3 separate regions of the Homo sapiens genome follow, and regions 1 and 3 are each linked to region 2. A link is a contact called in ENCODE Hi-C or POLR2A ChIA-PET data. All regions are on one chromosome and are shown on one strand. The core of a region is the stretch at or near the end of the contact, and the rest is flanking DNA. Distances in the headings are between cores, read along the strand shown. Region 1 overlaps HMGA2 (high mobility group AT-hook 2). Region 2 overlaps HMGA2 (high mobility group AT-hook 2). Region 3 overlaps HMGA2 (high mobility group AT-hook 2).

The links. A loop is a pair of places that touch in the nucleus more often than their neighbours do. ChIA-PET counts read pairs that join two places held with the same protein, here RNA polymerase II (POLR2A). Pooled maps may share reads with other maps.
Region 1: a loop to region 2 is called in a map of Calu3, with 2.6 times the contacts of the local background. The contact joins two enhancer-like sites. A Hi-C loop is called at or near these places in 6 of 168 maps with a recorded cell type or tissue (Caco-2, Calu3, HepG2 and 3 more), 1 of 37 single-sample maps with no recorded cell type and 2 of 50 pooled maps. POLR2A ChIA-PET finds 5 or more read pairs at or near these places in 8 of 52 experiments (AG04450, GM12878, H1 and 5 more).
Region 3: a loop to region 2 is called in a pooled map, with 3 times the contacts of the local background. The contact joins two enhancer-like sites. A Hi-C loop is called at or near these places in 3 of 50 pooled maps. POLR2A ChIA-PET finds 5 or more read pairs at or near these places in 2 of 52 experiments (T-cell and activated T-cell).

The regions. Positions count from the first base shown.
Region 1 is chr12:65,928,478-65,931,177 of GRCh38, forward strand. The region is part of intron 3 of HMGA2 (high mobility group AT-hook 2); the gene reads left to right. Among named protein-coding and RNA genes, the nearest start is that of HMGA2-AS2, 19 kb to the right of the region's middle. RefSeq lists an enhancer at 1,708-1,852 and a cis regulatory region at 1,773-1,786. Within about 2 kb of position 1,427, at least 2 of the 41 ENCODE cell types and tissues checked have a DNase peak (open chromatin) inside an H3K27ac peak, as active enhancers do; they include endothelial cell of umbilical vein, where a contact is called at or near this core.
Region 2 is chr12:65,890,665-65,893,540 of GRCh38, forward strand. All of the region lies in intron 3 of HMGA2 (high mobility group AT-hook 2), which reads left to right. Among named protein-coding and RNA genes, the nearest start is that of HMGA2-AS1, 9.8 kb to the left of the region's middle. RefSeq lists enhancers at 812-1,724, 1,365-1,659. Within about 2 kb of position 1,472, at least 20 of the 41 ENCODE cell types and tissues checked have a DNase peak (open chromatin) inside an H3K27ac peak, as active enhancers do; they include endothelial cell of umbilical vein, where a contact is called at or near this core.
Region 3 is chr12:65,852,225-65,855,068 of GRCh38, forward strand. The region is part of intron 3 of HMGA2 (high mobility group AT-hook 2); the gene reads left to right. All of the region lies in intron 2 of HMGA2-AS1 (HMGA2 antisense RNA 1), which reads right to left. Among named protein-coding and RNA genes, the nearest start is that of HMGA2-AS1, 29 kb to the right of the region's middle. Within about 2 kb of position 1,412, at least 2 of the 41 ENCODE cell types and tissues checked have a DNase peak (open chromatin) inside an H3K27ac peak, as active enhancers do.

The sequences.
Region 1 (2,700 bases), core at 177-2,676, 38 kb after region 2:
AAAATATTTTTCTTTCTTCAATAATAAATTAACCTTAGCTTACTGTAACTTTTTTACTTTATAACCTTTAAATTTTTTTAACTTTTTTACTCTTTGTAATAAAACTTCACTTAAAACACAAACACATTATGTAGCTGTACAGAAATATTTTTCTTTATATCTTTATAAGCTTTTCTCTATTTTGAAAATTTTAATTTTTTTTAATTTTCAAACTTTTTGGCTAACAACTAAGACATAGCACACACATTTGCCTAGGCACACATAGGGTGTGGATGATCAAAATGTCAGTAGGCAATAGGAATTTTTCAACTCCATTATAATCTTCTGGGACCACCACCATATATGCAGTTCATTGTTGAGTGAAACGTCATTATGTGGTGCATGGCTGTATTTATATCCGTATAAAGATTACACATATATAAAGGATGCAAAGACAAAGAGTACATATATATTTATATATGTAGTGTACTGTATATATGCATGTATGTATGTATGTATGTATGTATCTTACTTTGGGATTTCCTTTTTTCTAACCTTCTTACCATTTTAAGAATTGGTCTATGCACAGCAAACTTTTAGAATCGCAATTAAAATATTCAGAGAAGTGGCCAAGTTTTTGTATAGGTGTTTGGATACTGTGCAGACAAGTTCTACATTTCTCTGTTCTCAAAACTCCTTCCTACATAAATACTGAGGACTGTTCTCTGGCCAAAGTTTGTCAAACCATTTCTCTGAGTAACAAGACTTCCTCATGTTTTCCATACTCTATAGTTCAGTGTTGCAGCCTTCCCATACTTGATTTTTAAAGCGGAGTTTTGTTTTGTTTGTTCTTAGTGCATTATGACTATAAAATGTAAAAACCTTTCCTCTTTGAAGATAAAAGGAAGTAATCCTAATTTTAAACACTTACTTGTTTTAAAAAATTGAAAAAAAAGTATCGACTTGATATGTCTAAAGAGACCTATGTATATATGTATTAGATATTTATATACATACATATGTATGTATATATGTAATATATATCATATATATATTTTAGAAATCTGCAAATTTAAAAAGGGAGTGTTTAGATTGCAGAAGACCTATCCCTAAACCCCGAATCCCAGAATTCTTAAGCTAGAAGGGCACTTGAGAGGTGATCTCATCTATAAAGAGATGTATATTTAAGGAGCTAATTTACACAGGTAGATGACAAAACCTTACACCAACTCTTCAAGCACAGGAAGCACCTTACACGAAACACTTTGGTGAATGCTCATTTCTACTCAATTTTAAACTAAATTCAACTGAAAATACCTCATTTTAAAGAGGATATTCAGTTGACTCACTGGGGAAAAACAATTGGATAAACTGGTTGTTTGCCCTTACCGAGATAAAATCACTGATAAGTTGAATGCATTTTTGTAATGTGTCAAGACAGATGGCTTTAATAGTCACACATATTAAGTATGGGATATGTGGCGAGGAATAGAGGTTTTTATATACAGAAGTAAGAACTGTAGAGGGGGGAAACCATGAAAGATAGAAAAAGATGAGAAGAAAGAGGACAGAGATGATACACTCAAGAAAAGCTGCCTATTTCAGAGTAGAATATATTGTAAGCCCCAGTATAGTTGAATGCTTACAAGAGGAGAAGCTTTTAGCAACTCCTTTGTTTCTTAATGTATATATTATATCTGAACAGAATGCTTCTTTCCTGTGAGCTAGACAGTAGGAAGTAATCTATCTTCAACCTTGTTTGGTGTGTAAATAAAACTTTAGAAAGGGTCTATTGAACTTTGGACAGGCAAGCTCCATGAGCTCTCCCTCACTCTTTGAGGCAGGTTAAAGGGTACGGCCATGACCACCACCTTAATCCTTCAGGGACTATTTACAAAAGATTGAAAAATGTGCCCAGGGCCCGTACCTGCCCCTCTGTGGAACTAGCCCAACTCAAGTGGGCTGGCAGGCAAGCCTGGCTTTCATGGGGACAGAAGAGAGAGTTTGCGGGGAGCTTGGCATTTTTCAACACATGCTTTTTGGCTTCTCCTACTGAATTTGTAATTTCCATGATATTTGGTGGGAAAATGGACACCGGCCTCTTTTGCTTTTTGTCTGCTGCTTTGCAGCTATTGGGATTCTGCGCCTTGGGATAATGAAGCAGGCTGTCATTTCCTCCCCCTAAATAATGCATTACAAAGTGGAAATGCAAATTTCCTGTGCAAGCTCTAAGTAGCAGGTGGTATTTCCTTAATATATTGTTTTTGACCTTTGGGGAAATTGGTATTACGAGCTGACTTTGGAAAATTAAAATAGCATCAAGGTCCTACATTTTAAATAAAACAATCGATATCTTAATTTTTAAAATCAGACTAGATTACGATACCAGGAAAAGACATACATATTTTGCTTTTATGTGTTAAAGTTTTGTAATTCAGGGAGGACAAGAAAAGGGATATGGTGCAGCTGAACTTTCTAATTCACTAAGACAGGAAAAAAGGAAGGAAAAAATGTATATTTTTAAGTTTCAATTTAAACCTTTGCTGTTAACTAAATGCTTTGATATGATCAGTCATACAAAGAGTTAAATTAAGCATGGAGCTGTTCAGATGGCAAATCTGCGTTGAGCTGAAGGTAAAAGACATCTGTATTTTTCATTCATTTGCTCAGCAGCACTAAATTTCAAGCTTGTTTTTTGTTCAGCATCAAAGAAAAGGTTGT
Region 2 (2,876 bases), core at 222-2,721:
GGAAGTCCTTCTTGGATTAAGCTGAGATTGAGAGGACTATTTTACCGCTTCTTCAGTATATTCTTTTTTTTTTTTTTTGAGATGGAGTCTCACTCTGTCACCCAGGCTGAAGTGCAGGGGCGCGATCTTGGCTCACTGCAACCTCTGCCTCCCAGTACAAGCGATTCTCCTGCCTCAGCCTCCTGAGTAGCTGGGATCCCTGGTGTGCATCACCGTGCCCGGCTTTTTTTGCATTTTTTGTAGAGACGGGGTTTCACTGTGTCACCATGTTGGCCAGGCTGATCTCGAACTCCTGACCTCAAGTGATCTGCCTGCCTCGGCCTCCCAAAGTGCTGGGATTATAGGCATGAGCCATAGCGCCCAGCCGACTTCTTCAATATATTCGTATATGTGAATTGAGCCTTCCATTTCTTCCTTTACCTCCTCTTTCATCCATTGGAACCAGTTGACTTTTTAATGTAAAGTATAGAAACTCAGCCGCTCTGACCCTGTTTTGATTCCAAACCCTTGTACCTACCAGACCATTTAGGAAGACTGGGATAAATAAGCATTATAACTCCAGGGAGCTTTCTGATTTCATGATCCATTTCTGTTTCTTAGGGGCCAGACAGTGCTAGGCTTACAGGAGACTCAAAATCTGTAGTTAACCACAGCAATAAATGAACACAAAGGAAATGCAGATGTAAGTAGGGGATAAACTTTGAGTGGTTCCATCAGTAGTGATTCATGATGTTGAACTACAATAATATTTTCCTCCACACACTCTCCCAGTTCCCATTGTGACACTGGAGCAGCATTTAGGGAAGACAGTTAGGCTTGGGGGTGCGTTCTGTGGTCATGGCTGTGGAAGATTGGTCCTACGGCTGTTAATCTGGCTGACAAATGTTTCATCAACATGCATTGTTGAAAGTGACATGATGCACAGTGCTGGTTAAGAGTCGCGTAAATAATAAAATGCCCAAGATGGGAGAAGAGCAGTTTTCCTGGCTTCTCCAAGTTTGAGCTGCAGAATCAGAAGCAGTAGAATAGAGAGAGAAGAGACAGGACACTAGCTTGGGTTCCAGCCCCAACTCTGCTGCCCTGTGCTGCGTGGCTGCAGCAAGTGACTTATCTAATAACTGTGGGTCTCAGTTTCCTCACTCATAGTATTAATGATCATTTCTCAGGAGTATTAAATAAGAGCATGAGTTTAAAGAGCCCAGTCCCGTGCCCAGCACAACGGAGGCTACCCTCCAAAGGTCAGTCCCTTTTTCTGTGTGTTTCATCCTCTCTTGGCAGCCTGTTTGCTGCATCTCTCAGCTGACTTTTGTCCCTTCCTGCTCACTTAGTCAATTCAGAGATTACAGTTTGTACAATAATGCGCTGCCTTGTCTTCTCGCTGGTGAATCTGGACCGGAGTGCTCTGCCTCTGCGCCGACACTCACTCTGATGGTCTTGGCTGGAGGACAGAGGCTGCTGGCAAAAACCTAAGAGGGAACATACCGTGGTAGCAGCATGAAAGAATTTGGCAAGGAGGTGCTCGTCACATGATTGTGATTCATACTGTACTCTCAAAATGTGGCAGGAGGGCTAGGAGAGACTTTTAATGCCAGCACACAGAGCAGAGACACTCATTTTCAAACATCACATTCTTTTTATAGTACAGGCATGCCTCACAGGGAAAATATTGAACTTGGCCTGCCAGCACCACGAGAGTCGTCCCAACTGTGATTTTATTGCTTGAGTCACTCCCTGAATCAGATACTGGCTGCACGGAGGAAGTCTTCTATTAGGGATGCTTTGAAATTGTGTTTTTAATTAATTAACACCAACTCTGGACAGGTTTTTCATTTACTCCTAGCTGACTCTTTTTTGTCTTTTCTTTTTTTGCCTGAAACTTGTTAGACATTTTTGTAAGGTCTCAGTTGGATCGCTTTTAAGTATCCTGGTGAAAGAGTCATCTGTGTTGGGTGACCAAAGCGAGGGGACCCTTCAAAGTAGAGTTTGTCATCTCCGAGAGAATCTGATCCATGGGAATGGGGTCGTCAGGAAAACGGTCCCTAAAAGTCTGGCATAGCACTTTTTGATGCCTTCAGCCGTCCTCAATCCATTCATCCTGTTGTTAAAACTTAAAACTAGAGCTGGCCAGCTGTTGAGAAAAGTCCTCAGTTTTATTTCAACCAAATGATGCTGCCTCCTGGGGCTGGAAGGGGGCTGACTTCAAGCACAATTATAAATGTGTAGCTCTTTCAAGCGGCGGAAACCTACAAAATGGCCTTGATTCACAGGGCCCCTCTGGCTCAAAGACTCTCTGCTTCCCGTGTGTCATAAATCTGTATCTGCATCAAAAAGTGTAAAGACGGCAGTGTATGGAAGTCCCTCTTCCTCTGCGAGTGTGTCTATGACAGATTTATACTGATGGCTACACTGCACCCCGGTCACAGGCTCCTATTATAGTCATGCCCCACTGACTCAGCCCCCATTTCCTGTGGAAGGGGAGACAAGGTCCTGCATGAAGGAGGGTGAAATTACAGCTCAACTCTCGAATTGCTGTTAGTACAGGAGGACCTTTAAGGGCTGCAGCAAGACCCATTTTGTTCATAGCAACATCTACTGTCTCCTCACCCCAGTGTGGTCACAGCTAAAACCTAAGGCATTTAGTTTCATGACAAGATATGCCATGACAGGGTACTCCAGAATTCAACAAGGCCAAATGGATACATGCGAAAAGAACAAACCACCTCATTTGTTATAATTTTTGTTTCTTCAAAGTGGTTTTCTTTTTCTTCCTGAGGGTACAAGTTTCAAATGTGGAAATTTTTTAAGGTAGCATTTGAATCCACCTCTCTATTAGTATTTGCAAATGGATGCAGAACAGGACTGGTTTTTGAAACCAC
Region 3 (2,844 bases), core at 162-2,661, 38 kb before region 2:
GGGGGCTCACGCCTACAATCCCAGCACCTGGGGAGGCCAAGGCAGGTGGATCACCTGAGGTCAGGAGTTCGAGACCTGCCTGGCCAACATGGTGAAACCCCATCTCTACTAAAGAAAAAAATACAAAAATTAGCTGAGCATGGTGGCGCGCTGCTGTAATCCCAGCTACTCGGGAGACTGAGGCCAAAGAATCTCTTGAACTCGGGAGGTGGAGGTTGCAGTGAGCTGAGATTGCACCACTGTACTCTGGCCTGGGTGACAGAGCGAGACTCTGTTTCAAAAAATAATAATAATAATAATTAAAATTTCATATACTACAATAGGGTGAATGAAATTGTTCCTGTTATTTATATAACTTCTAACACTTAGCTTGCTATCTTCAGCTTTTCCCTTGTCTTATCTAATGGTTTATGAGGCATTTACTCTTTTTCCATTTCCATCTGCTCTTATGGTTGAAAGGCTAAAACTGACAACTTTCAGATGTATCACAGAGACATATCAAAAGAATTCCAACATGAAAGGTATTGGGTTCATGTGCAGAAGTAGTGAATAAATAAGCAGGGTTGGGTGAGGTTAAGAGAGTGCCACATGATCTATGTGGTAATAAATAGGTGAAGTGCCCAGGAGAGAGAGATGAGCAGAAGAGACCTCTCCAGTAGTAGACATTGAAGAGGAGGATTTTAGAATTCGTCTCTTAAGACATTCACTGCCAAGTTCCAACAGAACATCATGGACAAAACATATCTAAATGAGAAGGAAACTTTGGGACATTGAGGATGGCTTGGAGTGGAAATGACCTGGAAGGTTGCAGTGATCCCAGGCAGGAGAGGACAATGGCCGTGTCTGCAGTGGTACAGTCTGAGGGGGAAGGTTGCCGACTGACGTGTGGGGAACTGGGAGTGTGGCACTGGAGAAGACCAGTTGGAAAATTGATTGTCCTGGCTGTGACAGCTGAACCATGAGGACTGTCTAAGAGCACTGAAACTGGGGAGAAAAGAAAGTAGCCTGGACATGGTAATGCTTAAATGAATACTTACATGTGATACCGTAATTATCAACAGATTTAAAATCTGTTGAATATACTGTTCAAGTTTAAATCTGTTGAATATACTGTTCAAGTTTATAGAAGCAAGAAACTTCCCCCCATATTTGTACTGTATTAATCTTTTGGTTTCCTTGCCTCAATTCAGTTTTGTTTCATATTTAATTATGGGGCTGAAAGTACATAAGTTTGAGTAGTCTAGAGTGGAATGTGGTTAAATATCCCTGCAGATTACTTTATGTGTTTCAGTATTCTAATAAAATCAGCCGCAGTGATCCATATGGGATTTGTAGATGCTGTTTTCCCGAGGCCCTTTTCTCTATGGCTGTCTGTGACCTTAGCCATTGACTCGCTTAATCGTTTTTGGCCTCCTAAGTCAGTGATTCTGAGCGGGCAGAGTGGTAATGTGATGTCATGTCTGGGGCATGAGCCTGCATCCTCGCCGCACAGGGGTCCCACCCTTCCTGGTCTAGGCAGCTCAATGCACAGTGCTTGGCGCATCGTGAGTGCTCAATAAATTCAGTTGCTTTTCCCGTCTCTCTCTGGATCTCAAATAGAAATATCCAAATTTGAGAATGCCACCAAAGCATTAAGTTCCCTAATTAAAGTCCATAGTAAAAGCTGAGGCAGATGTGTGGGAATGCAGTTCCAGACACTGTAGTTAATCTAGGAGAGATGATCGCACTGTATTTACAACAAGGCTTCCCATGCTCATGAATCATAAGAACTCTTACAGGATTAATGAGTTTTAACTTAATGCAGAATTTTTAAACTATGTGTAATGCTGGGACATTTCAAAGTGTTTGTCATGAAAAATGGCTGATGAAGGTACACATTTCGAGATATCCTGTGTTCCACCTACGTTGTTTGTTATCTTGTTGACATCTTCTGTTCCTTTTACAAAAAGGTCAGAAGGAAGTCCCTCCACATTTTCTGTAGATTGCTAGATAAGAGAAACATCAATATAGAAAGGAACATTTTGATAGCCTTACACATTTATGTTTTTCAAAATAAAAAAATTCTTTAAATAAAACTTTCTTTCGTGCCCTTTCTCTGGTAGAGAGAAAAATTAGCCCCCTTTTCTTTCAGAGACGTGCCTTGTGGGCTTTGACCAGTTTTCCCCTAATGCTGGCATTTTGTAAAACTGTAGAACAAGATCTCAATTAGGATGTTGACATTCACACAATCCATTCATCGCGATTAGATTTCCCCAGTTTCGCATGTACTTATTTGTGTGTGTGTATGTGTGAGCATCAAGTTATATACAACTTTATCACATGTAGGTTCATGTATTCACTACCAAAGGTATTATTATTTTTTAAGTTCCAGGGTGCATGTGCAGGATGTGCAGGTTTGTTACATAGGTAAATGTGTGCCATGGTGGTTTGCTGCATCTATCAACCCATCAGCTAGGTATTAAGCCCAACATGCATTAGCTATTCTTCCTGATGCTCTCCCTCCCCACTCCGGTATTCTTTTAAGACTGTCAGTTGCTCAGGAGTTTGTGGCACATCCCATGATGACATACACTAAATTTGTCTTCTCTAAGTACACAAGAACTTTGCATGACTGTAGGAATGTGGGGAGAGGAATTCTGGCCCATGGTTCCTGTCTTTGGCTGTGCAGTTACTCTTTCACATTCCCTCATTATAAAGGTCTGGCTGGCCCTGGCAAAATCATAGGTGGGCTTTGCACACAGCTAACTGCTTGCCTGAAGTAACTTACACTTTTGTACTGCATTCAGAGTTCTGCCAACTTCAGAGGCCAGGAAAGAAAGAAAGGATTGGCCTGGGAGTGTAACA